2 separate regions of the Mus musculus genome follow, and region 2 is linked to region 1. The links are chromatin loops, found by intact Hi-C in ENCODE. Cell type or tissue: left cerebral cortex. All regions are shown on one strand. Links, peaks and the distances in the headings refer to the core of each region. The heading gives the core; the rest is flanking DNA. Region 1 overlaps Tax1bp1 (Tax1 (human T cell leukemia virus type I) binding protein 1). Region 2 overlaps Jazf1 (JAZF zinc finger 1).

Region 1 (16,284 bases), core at 5,277-13,276:
GAGGATATTTGCCCCCTACAACATTATATATATTGTGTGTGCATGCATATATGTATGTATGTATGTATGTATGTATGTATGTATGTATATTTTAAATGTTACAAAAAATTAAAGTGCAAGATAAGCCTCCAGTTTAGATGTTGTTAATGTGCTGCAAAAACCTAGATTTTTCAACTTCATCACTTTCTATATTTGTCCTTTGTCATTGTGTTCCAAGAACCTTCTCTGGTCTGTATTTACAGTCACATTTTAACATAATTTTGAATGTCAGGAATTCTTACATTTCACTGTTCCATATGGTTCAAATTAGTACTTCTAGTACCAATTTAATGTTTAATACGTGACTATTCTCCTGAAGCTAAGTACTAGTTTACACTCACTCACACTCTGCATGGTCACCACATACATAACTCCATCTCACACTAATACCCTCATATTCCCACTTTGCCTCTCAAGTCTCTCTCCCAAGAATTTATGGAAGCAGCCTGAAATTATCACACATGGAAGCACGCAGTATCAAATCAGTGTCCAGTTTTCAAGAAGGTCACACTACACAGAAGGAGATTTTTACCTGCACATGACGCTGCTGGCTTTACATCCACGGCAGAAGCAGAAGTAGAGGCAGCCGGGTCTGTATTTATTGAAGCATCGTTCACTTTCTGCTGACTCCCCATTTTCTTTGTGAAGACACTGTTAGTACTCGCCTATTCAAAGGTTAACAGTAAGTTACTGGAAAAGTCGCTGAACGAGTCATATTGATTTCCTTTACTAATCATGTATATAACCAAAAAAAGTGAACCACACTACTCCCTCTGAAAACCTAAAAGGAATAAAGCTACATCATTTTCCTAAGTGGTGGAAAGGAAAGAAGATTAACTGTGTTTTTCTTGTGAAGTCAGCAGAACTCATCATCATAAACATCTTACAATCTCACAAGTCAGAAGTGTACTCAGCAGGTCTGGAGAGGTCTCAGCAGGTAAGAGCATGTGCTGCTTGTGCACAGGACCTAGGTTTGATTCCTAGCACCCACATGGTGGTTTATAGCCATCTGTAACTCTAATCCTAGGGAATTCAATGCTCTTTTCTGACCTATACAAGCACCAAACCTACATGTGGTGCACACATGTAATGCAGGCAAAATCTTACATTTTTTTAAAATGTGCTAAAAAAAAAAGCCACAAATAAAAATCCCCATGTGAATCATATTTCTTCACAGAACCCTTTCCACTTTACTATCCTGCATGCACTCCTTGCTCCTATTTGTTCCTGAGAACCTAAAACTGTGGGACCACGCAACCCCACATTTTCAATGTTTTCTTTATACTTCACTTCCAAGATCCCCTCATATAATAAGTACAATTTGGGACTGTACATAATACATAGGCCCATCCAAATGAAATGTCTGTTTTATTATGAATCTACCTACTCCTACATGAAATATAAATGAGTAAGCCAACACATTTTGCCTCTTCCTAATGTGGCATGAGCAGAACGGAAGAGTACTGAGAAAAGAGTGAGAGCTGTCACCTTTGCCACAAGTGACATTTACTACGACATATTGAGTTTAATCGACAAAGCTACTTATCAAGGGCTTATGAGAGCAACGCCCTGAAGACAAGAGTACCTGTTCCTGCTTGTTCTTGCTGCTGACCTAGCTTCCTTCCCTTTATTCATTCTCAGTAAATACAAATCTCAAGTTTAAACAGAAAGAGGATTGTCGTTATAGTATTAGGCCAATGACTTGAAATCGAGATGATAAACTCGGGCCAGCAGGATGGCTCAGCATGTAAAAGCACTTGCAATCAAACTTGACGACATCCTGAGTTCCATCCTCTATTCCTGAGACCCAGAGAGTGTAACCAGGAGATGATAAACTCCTACAAACTGTCCTCTGACCTTCACATACCACCCCCAACACCCACATATACCTACATAAGCAACGTAGTACAAAATAAGATTTGTGTTTAGAAAAAAATGAAGTGATAATTTGTATTCAAAAGGTTAATACTTAAAATATTATCCATCTTATCTGCAAACGCAAGGCTGACAAAGGAAAAGTTCACCGACAGGAACTCGGTGACACTTACTGCCTGGTCTGAAAGTTTGTTTATTTGCTTTTGGAGCCTCTGGCACTCCTTAAACTTTTCTCTGTAATGATCTGCAGCCATCTGAAGACGGAGTTTCAGATCTTCAACTTCTCTTCTCAGTTCATGTTCCAGGGTATCAGTCTTTTCCTTAGGAAAAAAATATTTCAACTAAGGAAAAAATTCCGATAGTTCATAATTTAATAAGAAATCCTAACTCCATTTCCATTATTTTTTTCTGACCTTTAATTAATTTAAATTTGTTTTGGAGTTTGGGCTTTCTACTGATTTTTATATATAGTAGAGAGTCTAAGGATTACTTAACAGCTGAGGAAAAGCATCCACCTAAGGAGCAATTACGTAACTTGTATGCAATACCCTTAAATAATCAGATGGCCATTCTATATAGCTAGTAAACAGAAGTTCCACATGAAGCAATCTCTGTCACATATAATATACATCAAAAGTGTGTACTGCAACAGCCTTTACTGACAGTAAGAATTGTGCGTATAAATGTTTTCTATTCAATCCAAGAAATGACAATGATTTAACAGAGTGAATAGAAGTTAGCCTTTCTTACCTGACTTATCTGAATAGTTTATTCCTCTCTTTTATGGGGCTTCTAGTTTTGGGGGATCAACAGAGATGCAAGTTAACTTGCTTTACCTGATCTTTCTTTACAGCATGTAGCTGCAGCTCTGCCAGTGTGTCGGCTAGCTGCTTCTTCACTCTCTCATTTTCTAAGCGTGCAGTATGCAGATCTGCCATAGTTTTATCTCGCACATTCACTGCATCACTGAGCTCTTTAGTCAGAAAGATAAGTTCTTGCCGTGTTGCCTGGACTTGTTCCTCCGCTTTGCGAAGTTGCTCCTTTAAAAATAATGTATCTTCCTGAAGAAAGGCAGATAATATACAATTTTGATTAAAACATTAAAATTTAAAGGTAACAGTTTGTTTCAGAATTTTAAGTTAAATAATGCTTTTCCACTCATGCCTTAGGCTTTGTTTCAGATTTCTCATATAACAGCCCAAAAGTGTTTACTTCTACCACTTTATAGGACAGGAAGTCAGTCAGCACACCCAAGGATTAGTTCTGACTGAATAAAAGTATATATATCCCAAATGTTCAAACATATAGATTGATTTATTTTATTTTTACTTATTATTTTTTGTTTTGAGACTGGTTTGCTCCACATGGCCCCAGCTGTCCTGGAACTCACCATGTAGACCTAAACTCACAAAAGATCTTGTCTGCCTCTGCCTTCCAAGTGTTGAGATTAAAAGGATGTGCAACCACCATGCCTGGCAAAATTAATTTTTTAAAAAGTAGAGAAACAGTTATTAAGCACAATTACATGAACCCTAATTGGGGCTTCTCAGCCGCCTTTCAAGACTCACCAACACCTTAAATTACTCTTGGCTCTTGATCTAGCAATTTTAACTTCAAAAATCATTCAAAAAATTATAAATGGCATAGGCAAAGATTTGTCTTTCAGAATTCAATTAATTTTTTAAACACACTGAAATAGATTTAAATAGATTTTAAAGTGTCTAAAATGAAATTGTCTTGAATTAAACTATGCTATATATAATGAAAAGCTATGAAGCCACTATAAACAGTAGCATATAGTACATCATTAGGAGTAAAACCTAATACAGTATTTTTTGAAAAGGCAATTTGAAAATAACTATCAAAAGGTGGCACTTACCTTATGATAAAATTTTAGCCTACCAACTCCATTTGAAGGAATTTATTTAGGCACATGACTATTGTAACTTGAGCTATACAAGAGTATTAACTGGAGCATGCTCAGAAGAGCTGAAGACAGTAAACTATTAAGTACTGACTACACATATGCTGAATGACAAGAAAGAATACTATGTAGCTATAATCATGAGTGAAATAGAGCTATTAAGTGTATTCCTAGTAGTATCTTGTAGCTAGTCATGGAGCCGGACATCTTTAATCCCAGCATTCAAAAGGCAGAAAGAAGGCAGTCTCTTGAGTTTGAGCCCTGCCTGACCTACATACCAAGTTTCTGGACAGCTAGGGTTGCATAATGAGAACCTGTCTCAAAAGGAAAAAGGTTCTACAATCTCTCTCTCTCTCTCTCTCTCTCTCTCTCTCTCTCTCTCTCTCATTTGAGTTAAAATGTAAATATACATGTATAATTCATGTAACTTTAAATTACAATCTTACAATCTTATAGCAAAAAAGGATGTTAACTTTCAGTTTGTACCCTCATCACTATTTAAATTCTTTTATAACCATAAATTCACACTGCATTACAATCTACTAAAACATTTTAGCAACTAGTAATCATTTTCCTCAGTAATTAAAAATTATGTTTTTCACTGGTCTTGGTTAAATGCTAAAAAGATGCTTAAAGATATTTTTAGCATCTTAGCAAATCAAATAAATATAATCAAATACACTTTTCACATTTGCGATCTTTTAGATTAAAAAGCAACTGCAGACTTAATCAGGAACTGTAAATGCCATGGACTCCTAACATTTTTAGAGTTGCATTAATGACATCCCCAGTAGAATTCACAGCAACATGCTAAAACATCCTAACATTCATCCATAAAAGCTACGCAATAAAATAAATGTACGCATGCAAGATCATGCAGCCACTGGAAAAGATGAGGATGTACAGTGTTAGAGAGCAGATCCAACATGCTACATAAAGCAAGAGCCCAGGAAGGTGATGGGTACCTATCTATAATCTCAGTACTTAAGAGCTGGAGGCAGGAGTTCAGTAACTGTTGTGATTTTAAACTTTTTCAAAAGAAATGGTGGAGAAACTAAAGATGGCACCAGGGTAAGAGTGTCTTCCTTCCTTCCTTCCTTCCTTCCTTCCTTCCTTCCTTCCTTCCTTCCTTCCTTCCTTCCAGAGGCCATTCTAACCCCAAGCTCCAGAGGCTCCGAGTGCTTCTCCGGCCTCTGCAGGTGTTCACATGCATCACACCAGATGCATAAATAAAACTAATGTAGTGCAAATTAAAAAGGGGGATTTCTTTTTAAAAAGAGAAATCGCTGGGAAGAATTTAAAACAAGAGTAAAAAACATACTGGAGAAGTTTCAAACACATTTTTCTAAAGTTCTTACTTTATTTGAGGTTGTAAGCAGGAGAGCTCTGTACAAATTTTCCTTGTCAGCCAAGCAGGACTGCAGTTTGCTAATCTCTTCTTTGAAATGGGTAATCATGCTTTCTTTGTTTCCATCTAAATTCTTTAAAGTCTGTATCTCTGACACAAGCTTCGTATTTTCTATTTCTGTATTCTTCAAATGTACCTGTAATAAAAGTGTTTGAAATCAAGAATATTCTTGCTAACATCATAACCCAAGTTAGTCAAAGTCTAAAATACCATTATTTGGGGCTCTAGTGACATGGCTCAGGGGTAAAGAGTGCTGGCTGCTCTTCCAGAGGACCCTAGTTCAATCCTCAACACCCACAAGACAGCCCACACCTGTCTATAAGCCCAGTTCCAGAGCAAACATGCAGGCAAAACACCAATGCACATTAAATAAATACATTTAAAAAAAAAAATCAACATTATTTCTTTCTCATCCACAAATTCCAGAGGAGGAGCTGGGTGTCAGGCGACCCAAGCTCTGCAAAGCAGCAATGCAGACACAGAGTGGCAGAGCCCAGCTTTTGGAAGCTTTTGTTTCCCGCAGCAATTCATTCTGATGTCTAACTTACTACCTGACCTCTGAAAGCTTTTCCTTCACTTTAACCATTTATTTTCCATTTTAAAATGTAAATACATTCGGATGTTTTGGGCAAAAAACATCATGCTAGAGGCATATTCAGAAATTAGTGTAAAAAAGTTCTGAAAACTAGACAGGGTACATTGAAAACATAAACAATTATACTCATGTTTTTTTTTAACCTTTCTTTTAATGATGAATATATATGTGAGTATGTGGATATGTGCATTCAAATGTTAGGTGCCCACCACCAAGGCCAGAGGTTTCAGAGTTCTGGGTGGTTGAAAGTCACCTGGTATGGGTGCTAGGAACCACACTCCAGCTCTCAGTAAGATGGCTCTGGGCCACCTCTAGCCCAATTCCACTTTTTGCCTGTAAGAAGCACTATGTTGTTTATTTTCCATGTGGCTGAAGTTGCCCTCTGACTTCTATAGGCCAACTATGACAGACCAGCCCCCACACACAACATGCATTCACATCATGCATGTACATACATGCACACACTCACACAATAATTTTTGTGTAATACAGAGCAGTGGAATTACTTTTTTGCACTTGACTCTTCAAATCTACAGAAGTCTAAAGGACTAATTCCTGTTCCTAGGGATGAAATGGATCTCTGGTCCTCTAGGGCGCTCAGCAGCCCAAACCTTTAGCATCACTTCTGAAACACTACCTAATGTTCGTAACTATCAGTTCAGAAAAGTGACTTGAGGCTAACAACTTAGAATATTCATCTCAAATTTTTAAAAACTTGTTGTGTACCTATGTATATTCATATGGGGGTGTCACAGAACACACATGCTATGGTGCCAGTATGAAGGTCAGAGGACATCCCCAGATGTCAGCTTTCTTTCAACTTCTTGATAGTGTCTCTTGTCTGCCACTGTATACATCAAGCTGGCTAGCCCCAAAGCTTCCAGGACTCTCCTCTCTCCACCTCCCCCCTCGTTCCAGGAACTGGGATAACAGACCAATGCCACTGTGTCCAGCTTTATATGCACTCTTAGGATCTGGACTCGGGTTCGCACCACTTAAGTGCAAGTGCCTTTCTCACCCTTCTTCCCAGCCACTCCTTTCTATAGGAAATGTTTCTTAGATACTTAGAAAATTAGCCTCAATGTTCACCCGTGGTTAAGCTAATTTAGAGCATACTGCAGGAATGCTTTAAAAAAAATTAGAAAAATTTCAAAAAGACTTATGAGCAGAGGAGATACTTTATAAAATTATAATCTGACAATATTTTAAAAGTCAATCTGAAATATGACCATGGGGCTGGAAAAGACATTAAGGCAACTTGTGGCTAAGCCTGACAGCTGTATTCTATCTCCAGACCCCATATGGCAGAGAGAATTAACTTCTCAAAGTTATCCTCTAAGCTCCACACACACCAGCTTCTGCATGCCCACACTTGTACATACAATCACGGATGTTCATGTATATACACAACAAATAATGTAAAAAATATTAAGCATCATCACTGAAAATATGTATATTCTTAAAAGGTGAGAACACTTTATAGAAATTCTGATAAACAACTATCCTGTCATCACTAAGCTTTCATTTATTATACAGTACCTATTATGTATCTAAAACACCAGCAAATTTCCCAAATACTGCATTTCAGGGACAGTATCCACTATCGTAATCTCGTTTCCTTCCCATCTTGGACTGCTCACTCTGAAGTCAACCATCATAATTATGACACTCAAGAGGCCTTCTAGAGACAACTGAAGAACCTCCTTACAAAAGCTATGAGGATCTCCCTATTAAAGCATGGTCAACCATGGAAGTACACTGTCCAGGCCCCCCATTAGCTGACTACAGTCCTTGTCATCCTCGTGACTATAACGAGACAAGTGACCAGGCACCCAGCTGAACTGCTCTCCAATCCCCAACCCCAAAAGCCCACTGGGGCTAAGCAGAGGCCGACACTAGAAAAGGACTTTACCTTATACAGCTCCTTCTCATCCTTTTCTGTCTGCAGCTGACATTCAAGCTGCTCTCTCTCATGCTGTGCCTTCCTGAGCTTATCCTTCAAACTGTGTAAGATGAAAAAACATTAGTCAAACCCTAAGTAGCTTTGTTAATAACCGAAGTGATTTCTTTAAAATACCAGGGATACCTGTCTAGGTCAGTTTCTTTTTCAATGGCTTTATGTGTCACTGATACAATGTCCTCTTCAAGCTGTTGAACTTTAGCTGTAGCATCACTGTATCTCTTCATAAACTCTTCGTTTTCCACTCTCAAACTTTGTGATACTTCAAGAAGGCCCTTAAAGACAACAATAAAGTATCTTTCAGTAAAACAAAATTGTGTATACTTCAGAGAGCTCTCTTTTAGAAGGAGAGACAATGTGGTAGCACTAGCGCCCTTAATCCCAGTACTTGGGAAGCAGAGGCAGGCAGATCTCTATGAGTTAAAGGCCAAACTACTCTACATAGTGAGTTGTAGCACAACCAGGACTATGAAGAGAAATCCTGTCTCAAATAAATAACCAAATAATAACTTGGTTTTTCAAGACAGTGTTTCTCTGTGTAGCCCTAGCTGTTCTGGAACTCACTCTGTAGACCAGGCTGACCTCAAACTCAGAAATCTGCCTGCCTCTGCCTCCTGAGTGCTGAGATTGAATGCAGGTGCCACTATTGCCCAGCCTTAAAAGGGGTCTCCTATCTTTTGGGTACCAAGAATATACGCATTACCACTACATTTGTCTCTGATTTCTTATCATTTCAATCCCATATTTATTATCTCAAATTGTATAAACCAAGACTATAAAATAAGCCTGAAATTCTAACATTTAAACTTTCATATACTCAACCTTTTGTGTTTTTGTGAGTATATCATATGTCCATGTGAAAATATGCACACATGTATGTATAGGGTGTGCAAGCATCAAGCCTTCCCCTATCATTCTACAACTTTTTTCCTTTTGAAGCATGGTCCTTCCCTTGAGCTTAAGGAGTTTTCTTCTTGATCAGGCTGGAAGTCAGAAAGCTGGCTTGAAACTGGGGTTACAGGCTTTGCAGTGTTGCCCAGCTTGTTATATAAGTTCTGGGATTTTATTGAAAGGACGCAGATGTAGCTGTCTCTTGTGAGACTATGCCGGGGCCCAGCAAACACAGAAGTGGATGCTCACAGTCAGCTAATGGATGGATCATAGGGCTCCCAATGGAGGAGCTAGAGAAAGTAGCCAAGGAGCTAAAGGGATCTGCAACCCTATAGGTGGAACAACATTATGAGCTAACCAGTACCCCGAAGCTCTTGACTCTAGCTGCATATATATCAAAAGATGGCCTAGTCGGCCATCACTGGAAAGAGAGGCCCATTGGACTTGCAAACTTTATATGCCCCAGTACAGGGGAATACCAGGGCCAAAAAGGGGGAGTGGGTGGGCAGGGGAGTGGGGGTGGGTGGATATGGGGGACTTTTGGTATAGCATTGGAAATGTAAATGAGTTAAATACCTAATAAAAAATGGAAAAAAAAAAAATAAGTTCTGGGATCTAAACTCCAGTCCTCATGATTACAAATGCATTTAACCACCAAGCCATTTCTCTAGCTCCCAAGACTTTTGTTTGTTTTGTTCTCAAACAATGTCATGTAGTGAAGTCTGACTGAATTTGTGATGCTCTTACCTCAGCTTCCTATGTGTGAAGAGCATAAGCATGCACCACATGTCTAGCCCTTACTGTTAGCACATCAATTACTAACATAGGTTTCTCACCCCTGCTTTTCATGCACTTTTATTTCACTAACTTCTCCACCAGAGGGCAGGAAACAAAAATTAAACAAAAAATTTTTTAATTAATTTGCTTTTTGGTGTTTTGACATCTTACTTTTATTACGTCAGTGACAACTCAGGTCTCATAGGACACTGTGGAGGTTAAGACCCACTAAGTGTCATACGAGCACTACAACACATGCCTGTATCTAAACCATTGCTCCTAATGAACTCAGCATGACTCAAAGACGAAAATAAATATCCAAGGCTGTTACAACATATATAAAAATAAAATAGAACCTTCTTTACACAGATACTTTAAAGCTTAAAATATCTTCATCCCATAAATTATGACAAGCATCTAGTAGCTTATGAAAGCTTGATCAAGGTCCCCGCTAAGTTTCTCTCCTAGCTAATTAATAAAACTTTGGCTAAAGTATAATAAGGTATACAAAGGTGCTGTTATGGAAAACTATATGCCAAAAGAACTGATAAGTCAAACTATTTCATTTTCTAAAAGCTGAGTATGATAGGACATATCTCCAATGGCCAACACTCAGGAGACTACGTAAGAAGATAAGCAAGCCTGATATCAGCCTGGTTTACATAAGCAAGACCCTATCTTAAAGGAACAAGATGGAAGACAAATGAAGGAGGGTGGAAGAAATTAAGAAACACTGCACTAATGACCAAATTAATAATTATTAAGTAATAGGGCCTTATTGGCCAGAAGAATAGAACAAATACAACTTAAGAGAAAATTCAATCCATCCATAGGCATGAAGCTAGCCATCTAGCTATAACATTGAAATTGTGAGGCATATTTTTCTACAACTAAAAGTTATTTTTGTGAAAATTATTACATAAATCAATGACTATAGTAAGTAGTCACCTTTTTTTCTACAGATGTTAGTTTCAAACTCAAATCCAGTTTTTTACATATAGTCATTTTTCTTTGCTCAAGAAAAAAAAATGGCTACCTTAACTAGGTGGGGATTTTTTGTTTTCTTTGAAGGGTAATTTATCACCTTTCTCTCATTAAGAATTTCACATTTTTGTCTCACAATGTACTCAGGTTACTGACTTCTGCCTTGTTTCTGCTCCTGTTTGAGTGTTCAGGGCAAAGGCTATTGCTATTATGTAGCCTATTCTGTTGAGAACCTGGTCACAACAGAACCTCAGTCTTCCTGCCTCACTGAGTGCTGAGGCCACAGGCATGTACCACCATGAGTGCTGAGGTCGCAGGCATGTAGCATCATGCCTACCTAAATTATAGTTTTTGAAGAGTAATTTCAATTTCTTCATTCTACCTTCCATTTATTTTGTGTTTATTCCTATGTGAATTTCTCACATCCCAAAGCCTTCCTCCTCAAATCTAGCATATAATACAGAACTAGATGTGAAATACTGAGAAATGGCTGTCAGAAAGCTGGCATGGTTGTTCATGCCTGTAATCTTAGTACTAGGAAGGCAGAGGGTGGTTTCCAAGATTTCAAGGCCCAGGCTACATAGTAAAAACAACAACAACCAACAACAAATTCAGAGAACTATTATCAATAAGCCTGGTACTGAAAATCTTTAAGTATTTTGCCTATTTAAAAATGTAAAAGAGACTGTGGCAGAAGATTAATGGGAACTGACATTCTTAGGGCTGGAGAGATGGTTCAGTAGGTAAAGAGCACTTGTTGCTCTTAGAGAAGACCAAAGATCTAGTCCTAGCAACCAGAGGACCTGCCCCCAATTTTGATTCCAAAGGCATCAGGCATGCAAATAATGCACATGGAGACAAAATACCCATACATATAAAAACTAAAATGAATAAATTTAAAAATTATATAATTATAATACATATAAATATATATAATAAAATATAAAATTATATAAATTATATATATACACATACACTTATTAATGTAAATGCACACACATATATGATGTGCACACACACACACACACACACACACACACACACACACGTATACACACTACTTTCCTCAAGACCCAGTTTTCAATGCTCCTAAATGCTTCCATTTTAGAAAGGTATAGCAAACCTTCTGCTCAGCCTGCAATTGCTCACACCGCCCTTTCTCCTGGCTCAGTTCTCTCTCCATTCTTCCAACTTGTTCTCTCAGCTGTGCTGTTTCTTTTTCAAGAACAGCTATCAACTTTAACAATTCTTCTTTTTCTTTCAGGGTCTTCTCAATTTTCAGCTGTATTTAAAAAAAAACTCAAATTGATTTTTATCATAAAATATTACAACTTTAGTTTTTTACTTTAAAAAAAAATTCACAAAAAAATTGTAAATTCACAAATTTTTACATTTTGCCTACTGCATAGCATTCAGCCTATAATCCTTCTGTTAAAAAGGCCCTGTTCTCACAGATAAGCACTAGGGAAACCAGGAATGTTAAAACAAGCATCCCTCTTTAAGGGAGGGATATATACCTGTTTTTCGCCCAGAAGGCTAGATTGGATTTAGTAGCCAGTTAACCTGTGCTATCCTGTAGGGCCAGGTCACACCTCAATCTCTAAAAGTATTATGTTTACCTCAGACTCCTTCTCCCCAGACAATGTTTCTCAATCAACAGAGTCCATCCTTTGGGGAGATGTCATGTGTACTTGATGGCTTGGTGACCTGGATGCTATCTATGACTGAGACCACACCAGATCCTTCCCTAGACCCTTAAACTGTAGAACTCATCTTTACAGAAGAAGCCACAGGTATTTTGCACAAGACTTTAGATGAAGTTACGCTTCAAGCTTTAGTGTGCACTTGAGATTGAGATAAGTGTTTAGCAGGAAACTTTTTCCAAATTGTAGTAAACATAAATATACCTAAAATAACCTGTCCCCGTCAGACTCTACAAGTCTGAGCCGACACTGGCTACTGGGCTGTGTTACACTGGATGCCTTCTTGCCTCACATGAATTGTTACTCTGCTGGCACTGCTGTTTGCAGAGACCCCCCCCCCCAAACTGTTTTAAGTAAAAATGCAAATTGAAAGGCTAAGGCTACAATACTATACTAACTCTAGCAGATTCTTATGGGGAATGCTGATAATTACTCAATTCTGCAAAACAGGAACTCCAGTAGGAAACACAAAGCAAAACCTAAATCAAAGGACCAAACATGGTCATAAATAAAATGGCTAGTCTTTATAACAACAAGTCTTTGCTTCTAACCGGAGAAAAGCAGAGACGCAGGAAGAATTTATAAAGAAGGTATTTAGCTGATAAATGTTTTTCATCCAAAAATCCCCATATTAAGCTTTCCAGGGTTGTAGAATCCTAGATATAAATGACTAAAATCTAAACCTACGAAAGCTGAACTGCTAAACTCTTCTGGAATAATCTTTTTATTCAAATGCATAGAATAAATGTTCTCAAAATGGAAAAGCTGATAGGAAGGATGGAAAGGAGAACTGGAGGATATGACCAAAACAAAGGTACATACTGTGGGAAACTTTCCAGGATAAATAAAAAGGTAAAAGTTTAACTACTCAATTGTCATACCTATTGAAAATTAAATTATACCTAATAAGCCAACGGAAAATTAAGACCAAGCAAGAACATCAATCCTAAGAGTTAATGGCATTATTAACACAGCATTAATCTGACTGAAAACTTTGTAGCAGATTAGAAATGATCAGTCTTCACCTAGTACAACAAACATTTTCAGAATCAAACTTTTTCAGTGATTAGTTTATAACACTTAATAAAAGATTTACTAAAGCTTAGTAGGAAAATTTTAAAGATTTTAAATTTGATTAAAATTTGTATAAATCTAAGTCTGGAGATAAAACTCAAAAAACAGACTTGCCTAACATGTGTCAAGATCCTGAATGTAACGATTTTTTTGGTTTGTTTAGTCTTTTATGTTTTTGGTTTTTGGGGTTTTTTAGTATACAAATTGTCTACAACCACACCAAGCAAGGGTGAACGTGCCAGATCTTTTCTGATCTTGGAAGTTAAGCAGGGTTGGATCTGGTTAGTACTTGGATGGGAAACAATAAAACAATAAATCTCTTTTCTGCTTCAAATTTCTATTTTGAAATCTTTTAAGAACAAATATAGCCCTCAATTTACTAATCATCAATATGCTGCCTTGTTCATTTCCCATTTTATTCTTTTGGAGAGCAGAACAAAACAGGGTCTTACTTATATCATAGCCTAGACTGGCCTAAAATTCTGCCCCCTGCTTTTGCTTCCCAGATGCTGGGATTAAATATGTATGCCACTACATCTGGCTTATATTATAAATGCATTAGTTTATGTGATTTTGTTTTAATTTCCTAAGCCATCCAAAATAAAATTATTGACATTCCACCCCTAAGAACCTTAGATCACCTCTAATAAGTGCGGTATCCTTCCAAACCACTACTGTGATCATAGCTAAGAAAGTTAGAATAATTATACCAGCCAATAGATATCCTTTGGTCAAGCATCCCATACTATCCCTAAAATGTCTTTTTATTTTATTTTATTCTATTATCCAATTCAGGCTCACAAGTTCAAAAACTTTATCTCATTAATCACTTAGTGTACAGTGTTCATAAAATCATTAAAGACACCAATGAATGTAGAATTTTAAGAACTTTTCAGAAAACAAAACCATTTTTATCTCAGAAATATTTCCCAAGAGACAGCAATTAAAATTTTTATAGCACAGCTTTTGTGGAGCAAAGAAAAAGAACAAATAACCTGGGCTGCGTCCCAATTAGAGAAAAGGCTCCCGAGGCATGGGGAGCAAATGCCCATCATGTGCAGGGCTTGAGATAAGGGTGCTCTGACAAGTATTCAAAAGCCCTGCACATCAGTGCTAACTGCATTCCTAGGAGCAGGGTTTACTTCAGTGTCTCTGACTAACATTCAAATACGAGGCTAAAAACCCTGATCAGAGGCAGTTGTCACTACAAAATGTTTCAGTCACCCTATAAAAGTTGCATTTCGTATTTAAGATAAGAGAGGAATTTCTGGGAAAGGGAAGGAAAGATATGAAGAATTCACAGTTCCTTCTAACTCCTGGATGAACTGTCTTTGAACAGCCTGACAGTGGAAGACAGTGTAGCCTCTTATCTTTCCTTTTATAGTCTCAGTTCTTAAAGGTAAACAAAGAAAAAAATCAAAAGACCCATCTGTCTATAAAGAAAAACCAAGCACCTACAATATATGAAATATAGATGTAATTGACAAAAAATACAGTAACCAATCTAAAATGCTATTTTTAAAACGAAAGGACTGATAAATACAGTCAGTCACATTGTTTCAAAGAACAGTCTAGCTTCCAGATATAAAGTAGAAAATGTGATCTTGAAAAAGAACTTTGTTTCTCATTTTACAATTACTAAAAACCTAAAGCATATGACATCCTCCTCGGACCACTGAGCCCCCAGTATTCAGCTCCAAACCCTGAACCACAGCTGGATGCACCGCTACACTGCATCTCCCAGCAGCTCCATCCCTAACTCTGACAATTCAGCTATCAACTGGATTAGGATGCCTGAAGACAAAAGCTCCAGGCAAGGAAAGAGGAGGCAAGCCCATGTCTCCGTGGTTCCAAAGGCTGCCCTACTGCACTAGTTACTGCACACATGACATTAGCCCTGAATCAGGCAGCTATCTTCTCAGCATTCATCTGACAAGTACCACAACAGAACCACAAAATAACCATAATAGAAAGACTAGCCCCACCAGCTAGTCTAGCCCAACTGGCAAACTCCAGGTCCAATGGGAAACTTTGCCTCAAAAGTAAGACTGAGAACGGCTAAGGAAAACAGTTAACATTGACTTCTGGCCTCTACACATAGACTCACAATTTTAGATTTAAAACATTTCTGGTAGCGCCTCTTGGCATAATCTGAAAATTCTCACAGCTATCAACTGGATTAGGATACCAGTCAAAGTAAACTCTATACCTCACTGTAGGTGCTCACCTCAAGAAGGCCAGCTTTTGTGGTTACCACCAACATATCGGAATTGCCTTCATCTTCCATAGTGAGCAGCTCTTCAACTGGAGAAGCAGCTCGGAACTGGAAAGGAGTACTTGCTCCACGAATTTCACCCTTATGGGTGACGTAACAGAACTGATAAAATTCTCCATCATCATTTGGAAGGTAATATCCTAAGAGGTGGGTAACAAAAATTATTAAGCTTGCTACTTTAAAATGCTAATTTATTAATAATACTTTCCTTCCTCCATACTATTATTCTGAACATATCTAGAATGAGTCTTTCCTATTGTTCACAAATTTATCAGTCCAAGTTATACTTTCTTCTCAAACATAGCCCAAAGTTGTCTCTCTTAGATATAAACATATATATGAATTCCCCCTTTATCTTTATTAATTTTTTTATTTATATGTGTTTTGTCTGTGTGTATGCCTGTGCACCACCTGCATTGGTGGTACCTGCAGAGAATAGAAAGAGGCATCAGATCCATGTGGTCTGGAATTAAACGGATAATAATGAGTTGCCACAAGCACACTGGAGATGGAACCTAGGTCCTCTGCAAGAACAGACAGTGTTCTTAACCACTGAGTCATCTCTCGAGCCTCTCCCCCTGCATCTTAACTATGGCAAAATCAACTCAAAGAGAGGCAAGTTTGTACTTTACAAGGAGTAAGAAGATTAATGGAGGAGAAATAAGGGAAGACCTAATAAAAATCTAAGGACAGGGAGTAGGACTGGGAAATACATGATTTAAGAAATATTTCCTCCAATTGGACATTCGCTGTATGTAAAAAGAAATATTAACTACAAA
Region 2 (16,284 bases), core at 4,799-12,798, 88 kb before region 1:
TGGCCCCTAAGTGAGGGGAATTGCAGATGAAAGCCAGCATAGCACAAGGGCAAGTGACTAGGGCTCCAGTGTGAAGCCAGGGCAGTCCATATTATTTGTAGATTGGGTGACTGTAAATTTGCCTTCTTGCTGAAAATCTATATGTAACCCCAGAATCCTTACTTGAAGCATTCTGTGGTCATTTGTCAATATGTGCAGCAGGCGGCTTAAGATCAGAGAGGGCAAGGTCCTCTTGTTTCATCTCGCCTACTAGCAACAAGAGACTCCTCCAGGACCCATTTGCTGCCACTTTTTTGTTTTTATTTTGTTTTGTTTTGTTTTGCTTTGCTTTGCTTTGCTTTGCTTTAAAGTTTCGTGCTTTGTGTTGGCTTTTTGTTAAAATGACCCTGAAGCCTAGTCCCAGGTTTTGTCTTGTGTCTGGAAGCACAAGAGGATGGTGATATCTCTTAGAGAAAACTCAAGCATTATGTCAGCTTTCTGCAGAGTCTCTCTGCAGCTGGTTGCACCTCCAGAGAATCAACAATGGATCCTTAAACAGAGACATACATAAAATGAGTTTTGGCCAGACCTCTTAGGAAGTGTGTATTCCAGCCTCCTTGAACTCAGCACCACACTGCCTGTAAGGAGAATCAGCTGTGATCCTGTTTACAGGGACGGAGTGAGAAACACCCCACTCCATTCCCTTCCACCATTAACAAGAGTTGCTTTTGCATTTTTGCACTGAACGTTGTATCCGAGACATCAGGAGCGAGCTTTCCTTTGGGTGGAGCATCCTTTCCAGGTTTTGCTGTTATTAACTCATTCCCTAGAGAGTTCCAGCCCACTATAGCACCAAGGATTGAGGTGTGCGGCTCTCTTCAGTGACCTATGTGCATGCACATGCATCTATTTTAAAGTATTTTAGCAACTTGTGAGGTACAGGGATAAGCAGGTTAGGGTCAGAGAGCTCTCAGTGAGAGCTGGCCTCTCCATTGGATTCTATTCGTTGTTTTAGAGTCACATCTTCTCTAGTAAGAACACAGGTATTTGTTAGATAATATTTCACTATTATCTTGAATAGTCAATAAATTAGATCCATCTTGTCACAAATTTAATAGCTGCCTTATTAACCAAAATTGAGTATTAATAATAAAGTCAACATATTTACTACCCCTTTTCAGTGGGATGATTTTCATTATTCATTACTCAATTACTTTTGCAGTAAAAAGAAATGAGTTATGATTTGTTGTGGGTGAACACGTTATTAAATTAATGACTTGTTTCAAATGTTTTAACCTAAATGTTGTAGTGGAAAAGCATCAGTAAAACTTTGCACTTCACCTTCTCCAGACAGTAAACCTGTTCCAATCAAGACATTAAAACCTGCTCTATTTTTAATTACTTTACACTGATATGTTGTTATGTACCTGGAATATGAAAACTTTAGGACTTAGTAGTGATCAAGTTATGCAACAACCTTAGTGAATTATACAATAACCCACAAAAGATCTATTGTCACCCATGGGCAGTGACAGGTTCTCTGTTTAATGACCCATGCTGAAGTCAGGCTGAGCTAAGCTGAAAGAAGAGTCTTGTTAGCCAAGGAAGGATGAGTTTCGAGAATTGTAATTATCATAATAAATAGAATGGGTGGCTTGTCGTGGATGCCTTTGGAATGTAGCGTTATAAAGCAAAAGCTTGATGTCCTCCCTGTTTATCTTTTAATTACTCAATAAAATCCAAATGAAATTTGTTGTTACCAGTAATTAATGACAGTTTAATTAAAAAAAAGAAGAAGAAGAAGGGAGTCTGGCAGATGGCAATTATTTTTTTTATAGGGCCTACGTGAAGGAGTTGGCCTGATAGTAAACCCATAGCCATGATTTGTAGCTAAAATGCCTAGTGGTCAGCCATCTTCTGCATTACAGAGATTCTATGCTTGTACCAGTTAAAGTCCTTCACATAAGCAATATTCTGGTTAAGAATCAAAACAAACAAATGAGTTGTATTATCATGCTGGCCAGGGGTTCCTCAGTATCGCGGCTTGTGTGTCTTCAGGGCCCTCAGAGCTGGGAACAGATTGGCATGGTGGGAAGGAACCCTGTGTAGTGGCCGTTAATCTCTTCTGTCCTCTGTGAGACGAGGGGACCAAGGAAGAACGGCAAAGTAATGCTAACCACAGCCCTCTGGATTGGTGAACTGATACTTTCCAGTTTCAGAAAACCATGAGGACTACCTAGTAGTGACAGGCACACAGAGTCCACAATGTCCAGGACTCAGTGTGTCCCATGGCGCAGCCGTCATCATCCTGTTTTAAGCCTCATCTTATTTATAATGCACGTCTGGTATGTGCTTAAAGACCTTTTGTGCCTTCCTCAGGCTCCTATGACAAGCTGCCAGCAGGACTGGGAGCAGAGTCTCTCCTGACTTAGCTCCACATCCATCAGGCCACCGACAGCAAACCCTCTATGAACACCCGTCCCATTGTCTGTGCAGGCCAGCATCCCAGGAGCTGCTAAAAGTGCAAGCAGCGGCTTCTTGGTTTATTTAGAACTTTACAATGTAATGGTATTTTTGTGAACTTTTTCATTTCGGAGGGTGGAGAATAGAGAGTAAGACAATGTCTCAGGTGACCCAGAGTGACACTGAGCTCAAACTCCCTATGTAGCCAAGGATGGCCTTGAACTGATATTCCTGCCTACATTTTGCATGAGCTAAGATTACAGGTATGTGTTGCCACACAGAGCGCATGAAGAGCCTGCAGTTCTGGCCCCTGTGGCTTCAGCCCATCCCCACCTTTATGTTCTGTCCCCACCTTCCTTTGTCGTCTTCTCCCGTTCCCCTCAACACCCATCCTGCCTTTTTGTATCATAGAGAGCCACTTTACACTCTTCCAGAACAGATGGAAATAAACAATTGCAGAGCCCTTCCCCCTCCCACGTTACAGCTAAAAGGAAAGCTAAGAGAGGCTAACCTCCCTGCCATCTCCCTGAGAAGGAATAGGAGACAGTGTCCTTCAGTCAGAGAGAGGAGATCTCTGGTCAGAAAGGAAATGTACTGGCTTGAATTTAAGGGTAATGAAGTATCTGGAAGGTTCCACCAGTGGGCTGCCAATTTTGTTCTGAAGATTTGGATCAGGCAGGAGGTGGAGGGAAGATTGGGTTTGAGATGTGCTCTGACAAGGAGGTCAGACTGCCCTGCATCTGGGTGCCCCTCAGGTGGCCAAGCCTAGCAAGCTCTTTCACATGTGGACTCTTCTCATTCAGAGCCAAGATAAGCCAGACCTGGAAACACCTCACTGCTAAGACCTACTCATCTGGAAAGCACAGCCTTTTCTGGTATCATAGAGTTTTCCTTTTCTTAATGAATTGCATGGTTAGAAAAGCTTTTTTAAAAAGTAGTTATCTGTTCTGTAATGCCCTCCCTTCACCCCACTAGGCCTGATGAGGAGGCTGACTCCCCCGCCTCAGGAGTTGAATTAACTCCTTCAAAGACACTGGGTTCCTTTCAGTGAATTACCCACTAAATGGCTGCCCAGTATCCTCAAAGATATAATGTCTCTTCACAAATTCCTCATGCTCTCCCAGGGGTCGATACAGACTTGAAGAAAGTCTGGTTAATTGCATGAATGAGGCCAGGACCGGCTGTGTAATTTAGCAGCAGTGGCTGGAAATGCCCTGTGCCAATCACAAGCCAGGTTGGGGTGGTGGGGGCCTTGCTGCTCCCTCCCTAGGCTTTCCCAGTTTTAATAGCCAAGCCTAGCACTTTGTCTGACTGCTTCCAGCATTCCATGAAGAAGCATGAATTCCTCTGCTAAATCCTTCATTATGTCCTTAGGGCCACAGGAGGCATGAATAGCCACCAAGCTCCTGTTGTTGATTACAGAGGTAAAGGAAGCAAATGTCTTAATCAGTTTTTTTTTTCAAGTTTCTTTGCTTGTTTTGTTTTGTTTTGTTTTTTTGTAACCTTCACCCTGATCTCAATACCTTGCTGACACCTTTGTCATAATTCCTGTCCTGGTTTCAGTTCCTGTCACTGTGAGAAAGCAATTTAGAAGACAAAAGGTTCATTTCATCTCACATTTCCACTGCAGGGAAGTCAAGGCAGGAGCTGGAAGTAGCTAGTCATGTCTGCAGTCAAGGGCAGAGAGAGAGAGAGAGAATGAAGGAAGACTTGAGCTCAGCTCGCTAAGGTCTCCATTCTTACATATTTCAGGATCCTGAGCCCAGGGAATGGAGCCACCTACAGTGGGTAGATGTTCCCATCTCAACATGCTTTAGACAGTCCCCCATGGCCATGCCTCATCTAGATAGTCTGTCACTGAGACCTTCTTCCTAGGTGACTCTAGATTGCATCACATTGACAGTTGAAACTAACCATTCCCTACATAAGAACTGCTCTAATTTTGGTATAGAGAGGGGAGGTGCTCTCCAGGCCCCACCCCATGCTGGGGAGCTATTGGCAGTTGGCCACTGCTCAAGGAGGGAGAATCCTTGTTTAAGGACATTCCATTATTAGGTTTACCATGTTCCAGCATGACTTCACACCCATGCACAGCACTAATTAGACTTACTGTGTACACACACACACAAAGCTGGAAGGAGGACTTGCTGTAGGGGATGTGGCAGGAGCTGGAGGAAGGGGGAGCATGTGATCACGTTTCATTGTATACAAACATGAAATTTTCAAGAATGTAGAAAACTTTAATAAATAACCAAGAAACATATTTTATAAGAAACTATGTACCAGACAATGTGAAGTACATCTTTGGTGCCTTTAAAATAAACACCTTACACACCAGTCATTCTCTGCATCATCTACAGCCATTGACAAGTAGGTGGGAGTTTCCTTTTGAAATGAGAGCTAGTTTGTGTGTATGTATGACTGTGCGTGCATGTGCACGTGTGTATACGTGTATATGCATTTGTACCTGTGAGCACACTCACGTGTATATGCACTTGTGGAGGCCAGAGGTCAGTGTCAGGTGTCTCTGTCTCTGTCTCTCTTAACATTATTCTTGGGACAGGGTCTCTCCCTGAGCTTAAGGGTGACACTTCGGCTGTGCCAGCTGACCAGCAAGCAACTAGGTCTGTCTGCCATCCCCCTACCAAATGGCCCCACACCCAGTTTTCCATGGGGGCTGAGGAACTGAATTCCTGCCATCAGTGATTGAGCAGTAAGTATTTTATCCAGTGAACCATCTCCTCCGCCCCAGAGTTTCTTACTTATCTAGTGGTTTGTGGGCATTTTGAGATGAAGTTTCAGCTCCTTATTGCACCAAGCCTGCCACTGACCAAGCCCTGAGCCCACACTGACATTTTCCATACCCCATGTACTTCAGCCAGGCTGGAAGACAGCCATCCCTGCTGAGCTTTGCTTCTGTTTGTTCTCGCTTGCTACTCTTGGGGTTGTAAACCAGTGTCCCTGTGTGCCTAGGTAGCCTTATGTCCTCTTCCTTCATCCTCCCAAATGATGAGGCCACAGACCATGCCACCATTCCCAGCCATGAAAGAAAATAAATTTTTGTGCAAAACAGCTGAACAAACACATGAATAAATCATGTGATTTCATTACAAAAGTAAGTTTTTGGGATTAGGGACACGGCTTTGTGGGTAAGATTACTTGCTCTGAGAGCACGAGGACCTGAGTTCAAATCCCAGCACCCTTGTAAAAACCCCAGTGTGGCTGCGCATGCCAGCAACCCCAGCAGAGGAGGAAAGGCAGAGGAGGAGCAGCAAACAAGGCAGGTCCAGGTAAAGACCAAGCAAGGCAGGAGCCGAGGAGAGGAAACGCCGGCAGTCACTCTGGTCTCCACGTGAGCACAGGCATGTGCTATTGAACACATGAGCCCTACTGAGCTTGCACCACACACTACACAACACACACAGGAAAAATGGAAAAATGTATTTTTTATTTTTATATTTGTGCCCCAAATAGTCGTCAAAAACACAGCAAATAAAAGGTGTGTTACCTTTAAAAAAATTTAAAGCTATCTCTGAAATCATTTGGACGGCTTGCCTTCCTCTGAAGAAGCAGGGGTATTGCCTAAGACTCGGCCTTAGCCCTCTCCCACCTTTCCATGCTAGCCCTCCATGTTTCCTCCTCTAGGGTGTGACTGCTCACCCCTTGTACACACCCTTGGAGTCTCACTGTCACTTGAGTCTCAGCACTTCCAAACAAAATTCTCCTTAGCAGCAAAAACAGCACAGTGGAGGGGACACCTTGTGCCAGAAAGAGATCTCTGTTTCAGTGGTCTTCACACAGGTCCCGCTGCCAACCGTGCTGTGGGAATTTAAACAGACTGTTAGGAGAGAGCTTGCCAAGTGTGCGCAAAAGGTTTGATCCCCAGCACCACCACGTAAGCTAGGCGTGGTGGCATATTCTACTAACCTCAGATGGGAAGTGGGAGCAGGAGAATGAGAAATTCTGACCATCCTTGTCTACTTATAGATGGTAAGATTGAGATCTGTCTGACAGCATGAAACCCTGTCTCGGGAGCAAAGCACCTAGCACAGAATGTTCTCAAAATCTAGATGTGGGGCTGCAGGGATGGCTTCGTGTTGAGAGTACTTGCCAAGCTAGCACAGGACTTAAGTTCAGTTCCCAGCAGCCAGGCTGGTGACTCAGAACCCCTGTGACTCAGCATCTCCTTGGGCACTCATGAGCTCATGGTAAACTCCAGATCCTCTCTTCTTTCCGTGTTGTGAACATTGATGACTCAGTCTGGCCATGTTTACGATGAGTCAGCTTGCACATTGCAGAGATGGTATAAGAAAAGGGTAGATTTAGACTGCTGCCTTCGGGCTTGACATACCAGGAATGTTCTGAGCTATTCCCCTGCAGCAGGGTCAGTATGAGAAGGCTTTTCCAGCCCAACAAAGGTTTACTGGACTCCTCAGAATTATTTTAGTTAGGGTATTTTGTCTTGTTTCCCCGCCATGACAAGAGTGGGGAAATCGCTCTGAGGCTGACCTTGTCGGGAATACTGAATGATGTCCTCCTTGAAAACTATCCCTGACTTCAGTAGACATTTAGAGGTTGATTGGAGCAAGCAGCTTGCTTTCCTTGGGAAAACAGGATGGAGAGGCTCCAGGTCACCAGCCGTGGCCTGCATGTTGTGTGCCAAGGTACCCAGGAGCTTGTGTCACTCCATGGGAAGTCCTGGGGCTGGCTCATTCCTGCCCTGAACCAGCCATGGGTCTTTAAAGGAGGTGGCATGCTTTTAAATTCTGGCTGCTATCCATTAAAGCTTTAATTAGCACTAATTAGGAATCTGGGGTAATCAGCTTGGCCTGAAATGGAAGCCTGTGTATGCTGGGAAGAAAGGCTTTGCTAAATAAACCAGCAGGATGAACAGTATTATGGGGTGAATGCTTTTCTGGGGAGCAGCTGATGGTAAGGATTAGTGCTTGCCCTGGGCATGCAAATGAGGGCTGCTGGCTACAAACAGCAGAAGAGCTGGAGGCCCCACCACACAACACTTCATTAACAGTTAAGTACAGTGACATTTTTTTAAAGTTTAAATACCCTGCTCTTTTTCTTCCAAATAACCTATAAATTCCCTCATTTATGGAGCTGTGTATGGGGTGAAGGATGTGGGTTAAGGTAGCTGGGAGATCTTGTGAAATACAAACTCATTTCAAAGGATTACTACACAGTGGCTTTGGGACATTTCTTTTTGCTCCTCAGCTTAGAGAACAGCAAAAGTACCAGCACACAATGCAGAGTAGCCTCCCATCTGCGCCGCCGCCGCAGAGCCTCCATTCCTGGAAGGGCTGGATCCAACCTTCCAGCGGAAGGAGGCCTCGGTATAACCGTGCTGCATCCATCTAGCAGTGCCCAGCCTTGGCATCCACCTAGCAGTGTCCAGCCTTAGCATCCACCTAGCAGTGCCCAGCCTTAGCATCCACCTAGCAGTGCCCAGCCTTAGCATCCACCTAGCAGTGCCCAGCCTTGGCATCCACCTAGCAGTGCCCAGCCTTGGCATCCACCTAGCAGTGCCCAGCCTTGGCATCCACCTAGCAGTGCCCAGCCTTGGCATCCACCTAGCAGTGCCCAGCCTTGGCATCCACCTAGCAGTGCCCAGCCTTGGCATCCACCTAGCAGTGCCCAGCCTTGGCATCTACCTAGCAGTGCCCAGCCTTGGCATCCACCTAGCAGTGCTCAGCCTTGGCATCCACCTAGCAGTGCCCAGCCTTGGCATCCACCTAGCAGTGCCCAGCCTTGGCATCCACCTAGCAGTGCCCAGCCTTAGCATCCACCTAGCAGTGCCCAGCCTTAGCAAGCACTGAAAGCCTCCTAGCTACTGTCTGCCCCGTCAGTTGTACTACAAAACTAGATTTTAGAGGCTGTATCAAAACTCTCTTCTCCCTTGACTCATTTTCCCATTTTGTAGTTTTAAAGCACTATGTGAAGACAAGATTAAAAAAAAATCTGTGACTTACCAATAATCACTATAAAAAATGGGAGGAAGTCAGTGAAAAAGACAGCAAATGTCCAGACGCATCACACTAGTGTTTTGTGCGTTTTAAAAACGTATCTTTATTAAAATGCTTAAACTGTCACAATTACCAACTACCTTACACTCTGCACGGCAGCACACATGGGCAGTCTCCTTTGCCAAGGATTTCTGCACTCACAAGCTCCCCATCAGCAAGAGGAAGAGACAAGAACAGTCACAGATCTTCTAACATTTTTCTTAAGATTATTCATGTGTGTGCTTTCTGAATAGCTGAATAAACACAGTCATAAAGGGGCGGCCTCCTGGAAAACAGAGCACTAAGGCAAAACGCGCATTTGTAAAAGCCTGGAAGACCTAATTGGCTTTTATTAGCAATTCTGGGGTGGCACGGCAACCCATTCTGCAGACAACAGTTGGTCTGGTGGTATGAGGAGGTTGCCTGTGGGCAGAAAAGGGCTTCAAAGGGCAAGGGCGACTTCAAAGCAGATTGGTGCAAAGTTACTTCCCTTCCAGGGTTAAGCAGAGGGACTCTCTCATCAAGAGGTTCAAGAAAAACCACTTTTAATTGGTTAGTAAGTCTCCTATTTTATGAAAGACTGACCGGTTAAAGGTTCAGTTGGATTAGTGTCACCGAGCAGGAGCGGCTGCGCTCTGAGTTGTTCTGGTCTGCCAGAGCCTAATGCACGAGCTCAGCCTGAGCCAATGGCCTCCCATGAATGTGATTTAATGCTCTTTAGAGCAATTCAACTGAACTCTTTCAATAAAAACGGGAAAAATCCTTTGGAAAAATATCAGCCCCCGAGGCCTGTGAAACTTGAAATCTGTACCTCTCAGATGCCCAGGCACATACATTATATGAAGGGATAGCCCACTGTATGGAGTCTATTTTGCTCCCAAAATAGTCACTGTCTAAGTGGATAAATCGCTTTAACAAAACATCTCATTGCATCTGGAGAGCTTGCTATACTTCTAGAGGACCTGAGTTAAATTCCTACCACCCACATACGGCATCCTATAACTACAGCTCTCAAGGATCTAACATCCACTTCCAGGCTTTGTGGATTTGCAATTTGCACATATATAGCATTCACTCACACAGCATGAACACTTCTGTAATGGAAAGTAAAGAAAAATGGAGCCTTCTAACTGCAAATATAGCTACATACCACAGCCCTTCTCTGGACTGTGTGGGAGTTGGCTCACCAGATGGCTGTTAGACTTAAAAGTACCTTCTTTTAATTTGGGGTGAAGGTCAGAGAGGACCAATATCCATGGAAATGCCATGCCCAGAGACTCTCGGATGAGAATTCCTAAGTAGGCCAAGTACTTCCCCTGCGTTCACCTTCTAAGGTCATGGCAACAGCTTCTGTGAGATCTTAGGATCATGTCTGCTTTGTAATAAGGGGCCCAAGTCCAGAAAGAGTAAACGGTTTTCCAAACCTCAGAGGACCAAGCAAATCAAGTTAGGGCCATGCATGCAGATTCCCAGTGTCTCAGTGAGTAGGCAGTGCTGTGTGTATACTGCACAGACACTGCAGCCAAAACTCCAAGAGGTCCTGGAGCCAATTTCTTTTCTCCCATCTTTAAATTTCTTCCAACCAGGTGTTACTGGTACATGCCCTTAATGTCCTCTGCACTTGGGAGGCAGAGGCAGGAGGATCTCTGATTTAGAGTCCAGCCTGGTCTACAGAGAGTTACAGGGCAGCCAGGGCTCACAAAGGAACCCTGTCTTGAAAAGGCCAAAAAATAAAAATAAAATAAACTTCCAGTTTATGGAAAGAATTATACCTCATCTTATTAGCAGGATTATGCTAATTTAATTTGCTTTCAGAAAAGACAAAACAGGAAAACTGGAAGAGCCATTTGTAGTTTTATACCACAAAATCTCATAAACAGCAGCTCTTTGTTTTGTCCATTTGTTTTTACATGGACGTGAAATTAACAATGAAACCCATGTGTAAGATCGGCTCTTACTGTTCCCTGTTCAGAGAAAGCTGGAGGGAGGGGAGGGTAGCAGGGAGTTTCCAGGTCTGCCTTCTAAGCCCAGGGCTGTGCAGGGGGAGCCCTTAGGACTTCTTTATTCTTAACATCAACAATGAAAAAGACCATGGTTTAATTTATTTGGAGCTAAAGAGTAATTGCTTCACTGATAGTATATGTTGACCTGTGACTTGTAAGGCTTGTTACTGGACCCTAAGTGAGTCAGGACTTTGACTGTGGTAAAACTGACCATATACTTCACAGGGCTGAAGAAAATCCCCACATTTGTTGAGAAAATACATGGCAGCGGAGAGAGGAGTCCTGCTTGTGACAACCGCTGCCTAACGTTGATGCATGGATTTCACTTAAGTGATTAAATCAAGGGCGAGATAGTGCTGTTTTAAGAGTTAAGAGAAACAGGGAGCAGGGAGGGAGGGAAGAGGGAGGGGATCGTCCATCCTAAGTATTGTCCACAGAGCAGCCTCTGGTCTCTGGATGGTGCTACCTCGAAGGTCTTGTAGCCTGTGTGTTTCCTGAACAGCTCATGGCCAAGGATCAGGGTCGTCTTGCAACCTCTGCCTCCTGGGCTGCCTGCTTACCCTCCTCCCGATTCCCAGAAGAAGCTGCTGTTCTGGGTCTGTGTGTGTTTTGTTTGTCATCTATCCTTTTGGCCAGCACATAACGGTCAGTCCCACCCAAATGTAAGCGTTCACTCTGCTCAACCTGAAGCAACTGAGAAGCTTTAAAGATTGATTTGTTTATTTATTAATTATGTGTACGTGTGTGGGGTAGACTGTGTGCACATGTGAATTCAAGTGTTTATCAAAGTACCCCGGACATTGTGAGCTGCCCAGTGTGGGGGGTGCCGGGAATTGAATACAGGTGTTCTGCAAGAGGAGCGCATGCTCTTCACTGCTCAGCTGTCCGTCCGCCCATCCACCCGTCCGTCTGTCCGTCCGCCCGTCTGTCCAAAACTGAAGTTTTAACAATGATAGAAAGCTAGATTGGATATATTTAGTAAGCAGGTATTTATTATACTTTTTATCTATAAAATAGTTATCAATAATATATTTTATAAATTATGTTACAATGTATATATGATATATTATTGAATAATCAAAGCTATTTTATATTATACCTTCTCTACATCAGAAAACTTTTCCTGTATTGTTGTTGTCTGAATAAAGAAGAACAAGAAGGAATTGTGTTAGAAAAGATTATTCCTGAGGTTGGAAAGCTAGCTCAGTGGTGTGAGGCTGGCATGGAATAAATGAGTCCTGGCTTTGTTTCTCAGTACCACAAAGAGAGAGTATGAGAGTGGGGGTGGGGGAAGCAGAAAGGAGGAGAATGGGTGTCCAGACAGAAATCTGTCTTTTCCTCCTCCCTCCCCCCCACTCTCCTTTTCTTTTCTTCTTTTCCTTCTGCCTTACCAGCAGAGTTGGCTGGAAGATCTGACAGGACATAGGCGTGCTTTCATTGTCATTTAGTTTATACCAATTTTCTTGGAGCCACTCAACGCTCTTTCCACCCAGGCCAGACAGAAACTCTGTAAAGAAAGAATGCCTCTCCGTGTAGGAAGCCTGTTGGTATTATTATGGTATGTGATGAAAGCTGGTCCCTCCCAAAGGATGCCCACAGTGGATGTGAGGGCTGGGTAACACATAACACATGCATGCACATTCACACACACACACACACACACACACCCTGTGGGATGGCAGGATTCCGAAGTGAAGCAGCTTTCTCTTGCTGCTGCTTCCTCAGTTTGTTATTTTGTTGTTGTTGCTGTTGTTGTTGTTAACATTTTAGTGGCAGCATGCTTCTAAAATTTTTACTATTTTTAAAAATTACCTGTACATGTGTGTGGACTTCTGCACAGTGCACGCAGTGCCCAAGAAGTCCAGAGGAGGACGTCAGATCCCTGAAGCAGGACTCCCAGGCATTGTGAGCAGCCTGAAATCAACATGCACTCCTGACCACTGAGCCCGCTCTCCAGCCCAAATGGCAGCATCTAAAGGCTCCTAGTCCAGGTGATACTGCAGAAGTTTTATAAAGCTTGCCAGTCTCCCAGGAGCTCCAGATCAAGTGAAGAAGGACTCTGGGGTGAAAGTACATAGGATTATCCAGAGCACTTCTAGACCGCTCTGAAATTGGCTTCACGTAGGTATTCACGCTTTCTCTCTACTGAAATGACTTTTCACAAGAAAAGACCACTCTGCTCGTGAGGGGCTGTGACAGATGCTAATCCCACTTGCTGATCCCTTCATGTTTGACTGGTCAGTCCTGTTAACCACTGTGCTATCCACTCTTGGCTCTACCAGCAAATGTGAATCAGGATGGCATTGTCACGTGGAGGCCTGCAGTGGCTGGCTCTCTCACACTGAGACCACTCGTCTTCCCACGCTGATACGCACCTGTTGCTCCCCCTAGCTTCCCAGAACCTTAGGTGCACTGTGTCCCGTGTGTTGCGGTGCAGACTCGCTGGCTGTGTGGCGTCTTTGGCAGGCCCAAAGTCTTAGTCTGAGAATGAGCTCCTGGGTCCAAGAGTACTTATAGTAGCACAGAGCTTCTGTTGAAAGCTCTTCCCAAAGTCCCAAAGGCATCCTAGGTTGCACAGATTTGCTTTTTGTGGCAGTACCACTAAAGAGGCAGAGCAAAGTTTAGAACTTCAAGCGAAACACCGTAGCCTCGATGCTTTCTGAGGGGTTGGAGATGAGAGCATTGGAGCCTGCCACCCCCTTCAGTGGAAGATGAAAGATTGTAATCTGAAACTTCATTCCCCTCTGCAGGGAACATCCCACGCCCCTCCTGCTGGTAGGTCACCCCCAACAGTGTGGTTCATCTCCAGGACCAAGGCCAAAAAAATCAAGAGAATGGTGTATTCATGGACAGCCCAATGCGCTGTTTCTAACGAGAGGGTTGAGCCCTTTGGATTTCAGCCACTGTCACTGTCTCCACCGTGCTGCCTGGGAGTGTAGTGTACAGGATCAGCAGAACTGGGTGGGCTACCTGGTGACTCAGCTCTGGCCAGATCGTTGGTGTAGATGTCAGCGATGAAAGACTTGTGAGCTTAGATTTCCAGTGCTGGTGTTGTTCGCATCTGCTGTGAACCAGGAACCTGACCCTCATCAAGCCCAAAGAATCAGTGCTGTTGCAAGGGCTTCGTGTCTGTTGACTCGTTCCTTATACCTCTTGCGTTGGCCCCGTTAATGTCAGCATTTACAGATGGGAAAACTGAGGCACAGAGGGGTTAAGTAGATTGTGTAGGGTCACACAGCTAAGCAGCATAGATCAGAGAATTGAACATAAACAGTCTTCCAAAGTCTGCCCTAACTGCTACACTAATATATTCAAACTCCAGGTCATAGCCTGTTATTACATAAAGACGTGGGTGTAAGCCGAGCTTGGTGGCCTACAACTGTAATCCCAGCACTCAGGAGGCTGAGGCAAGACAACTGAAAGTTCATGGTCAGCTTAGGCTACATAGTGAGACCATGTCAGAGAGAATGGGGAAGGAAAGGAACCCACATAATGGCCAAGAGCATACTTACTAAATAAAATAACAAAGATAATATTTTATTGAAATTTCTAAGATTAACTTTAAGATGTGTTGTCCAGGACTAGAGAGATGGCTCAGAAGGAAAAAACAAAAACCAAAACCCTTGCTGTTTTTGCAGAGAACCCTCATTTGATTCTCTGCACCCACGTGATGATTCGCAGCTGTCTGTGACACAGTTCTGAGAAACAATGCCTTCTGACCCCTGAGAGCACCAAACATGCACGTCACATGGCACATATATATACATGCAGGAAAAACACATGAAATAAAAGGAATAATTCTAATTTAACAAAACACTTAAAATGTGTTATCCACGACTAGGTAAGTTTCATAATTCATAATTTCCCAGATTGCATGAAGGTATTGTAGCACAAATACTAAACCTCATTCATATGTTATATGGTATTGCTGGCAAGGTTGCAGGCTGGCATATCACTGCCTATACAGTGAAGCACGAATACTTCCACCCTCAGGATGAAGCGAGTGAGTGGCTTTGGGGCAGCAGCCAAGCTCTATCTCAGGTGCTGTCCTTGCCATTGTCTGTCTTCAGAGCTCGGGGCTTCAGAACCCCAGGCTATGTATTGTAGGTGTGTGCAGCAGGATGGGGTACATTTCTGATCAGAACTTGAAGCCAGAATGAAGCATGAAGAGAGTGAGGTGTGCTGCTGCTGGGGTGTGGCTTCCTGAGCCAGACTGCGGAGGCTCAAGCTCCAGCCTTGCATCTCAGCAGCCAGGAGAACCGGGGCTGGGCTGGGACTCTGCAAGGGCGCATCGGTACCAGGGCAGCCTCCTGACCGTGCGCCGCTCACACTCCCCACCCTCTCATAAAACCCAGTTCTTTTCAGATTTTTCCAAGAAACACTAAGTTTCAAGTGGTCACTTCCATCTTATGGGGCCTCCAGTGTCACGGAAAGCCAAGTGACACCCTCCTAGACCCCCTGAAGAGCACAGGATGAGTGCTTTGGCGAGTGAATGAGATGGCAGTGTGCATCTGCCTAGGTTTCAGAAAAGACTATAAATTTCCTGAGTTTGTGGTTGCAGCTGGTCTCCCTGGAGCAGCAGCTGACATTTCCCCCTGTGTTACATTCATAGTCCATGCATGTTTAACCTGCCAACTTGAGTGAGCATTGTGGTCTACAGACTTAAAGGGTTTATAATGAAGTCTTGAAAATTTACTTAAGAAATATGAACTTCCCCTCACAATAACAAATATTACTACAAATGACTGTGTTAAATTATGGTCACTTAGACATTTCTGATTTGTAGGAAAATTAAAGTTAATCTTACAACAGCTTCAGTTTCAAAATCAAAACATGACTTTGCTGACCGCAGACTTCTAGGCTGTTAGTCAACAGTACATGAAGTCCCTAGTGACCACTTTTTCTTTTAAAAACATTTAATTTCTGTATGTGTAAATATGTGTGTGTGTGTGAAAGAAAAACCCTAAAAAATCTACTGTACTTGGATCTAGGTAATATTTCTCTTGGGAAAACAAGTTATAAAAGAAACTTCAAAGTGTCTGGTAATTTTGGGCACATGGACCATAATTTTATTATTCTTTAAACTGTGTGAGTAAACTCATTTACTCATTTGCCTGTATCCCATAATTTAAAAATCATTTAAAAATGTTACAAATTCATAGTAAATGAGCTGAGATATATTCCTTTTTATAATGTTAAAAAGAAAAGGAAGCCTTTCTGGTCTCCCTCATCCCTTCCTAGTTCCTTCAGGGAGTAGGCAAGGACCCTGATTTGAATGCTTTTTTCCACATTAAAAATAAGACTACAAGGTCTATTGACTAATATTTAGCAGCTAATCTTAACGAGGAAAACTGTCCTGAATGGTAGCATTTGCCCACTTCTGTGGTGTAAATACTCCCAATTTCTCGGTTCCCAGCTACCACTGTAGCTACTGAACTCAGATACTGTAGTATCTCTCCACCCAGGAGACACAGCATTAAGGTTAGTAACCTTGAGGTCATAGGTCATAGGTCACAGTAAAATGCCGTAGGATAATTAAGAATCGGTGAATCTTTGTTTTAATACATTTTATTTAATACATTTACATAATTTAATATTTAATAATAGCTGTATTTAACAGCCAGTTTATAAAGTTTCTGAAATTAAGTGACTTGCCCTCACAGGCCAGTAACATCAGCTCAAGCCCGCTGCAGCTGGCTCCACGGCAAGGCTGAGGGAAGTGGAGAGAGGACATGGCCAGCCTTCTCCAGAATAGGTCTCAGGACAAAAGGGTAGGGCCTCCAGGAGCCAGTCAGCCCCACTGTAGCAATTGGCTGAGACCTGAA

What was found. Peaks named below come from ENCODE experiments on the same cell type or tissue, not always from the same donor. Only the 100,000 strongest peaks of a DNase experiment are listed, where the experiment ranks them.
Region 2: it touches region 1 in a loop (2.0-fold over the local background); 10 of 42 quality-filtered maps call a loop at or near these places.

Annotation. Positions count from the first base shown.
Region 1 is chr6:52,728,642-52,744,925 of GRCm38, reverse strand. It overlaps Tax1bp1 (Tax1 (human T cell leukemia virus type I) binding protein 1), which reads right to left. Exons shown (of 18, transcript NM_025816.3): 4 at 15,458-15,645; 5 at 11,577-11,735; 6 at 7,928-8,076; 7 at 7,754-7,844; 8 at 5,197-5,382; 9 at 2,751-2,975; 10 at 2,088-2,234; 11 at 572-704. Among named protein-coding and RNA genes, the nearest start is that of Tax1bp1, 23 kb to the right of the region's middle. In left cerebral cortex, for the core only: a CTCF peak has its summit at 9,580 (motif pointing right); no DNase peak of the experiment used is centred there.
Region 2 is chr6:52,816,116-52,832,399 of GRCm38, reverse strand. The region is part of intron 2 of Jazf1 (JAZF zinc finger 1); the gene reads left to right. Among named protein-coding and RNA genes, the nearest start is that of Gm52904, 25 kb to the right of the region's middle. In left cerebral cortex, for the core only: no CTCF peak of the experiment used is centred there; DNase peaks (open chromatin) are centred at 7,222, 8,718, 9,196, 9,492 and 1 more place; H3K27ac peaks cover 2,399 bases.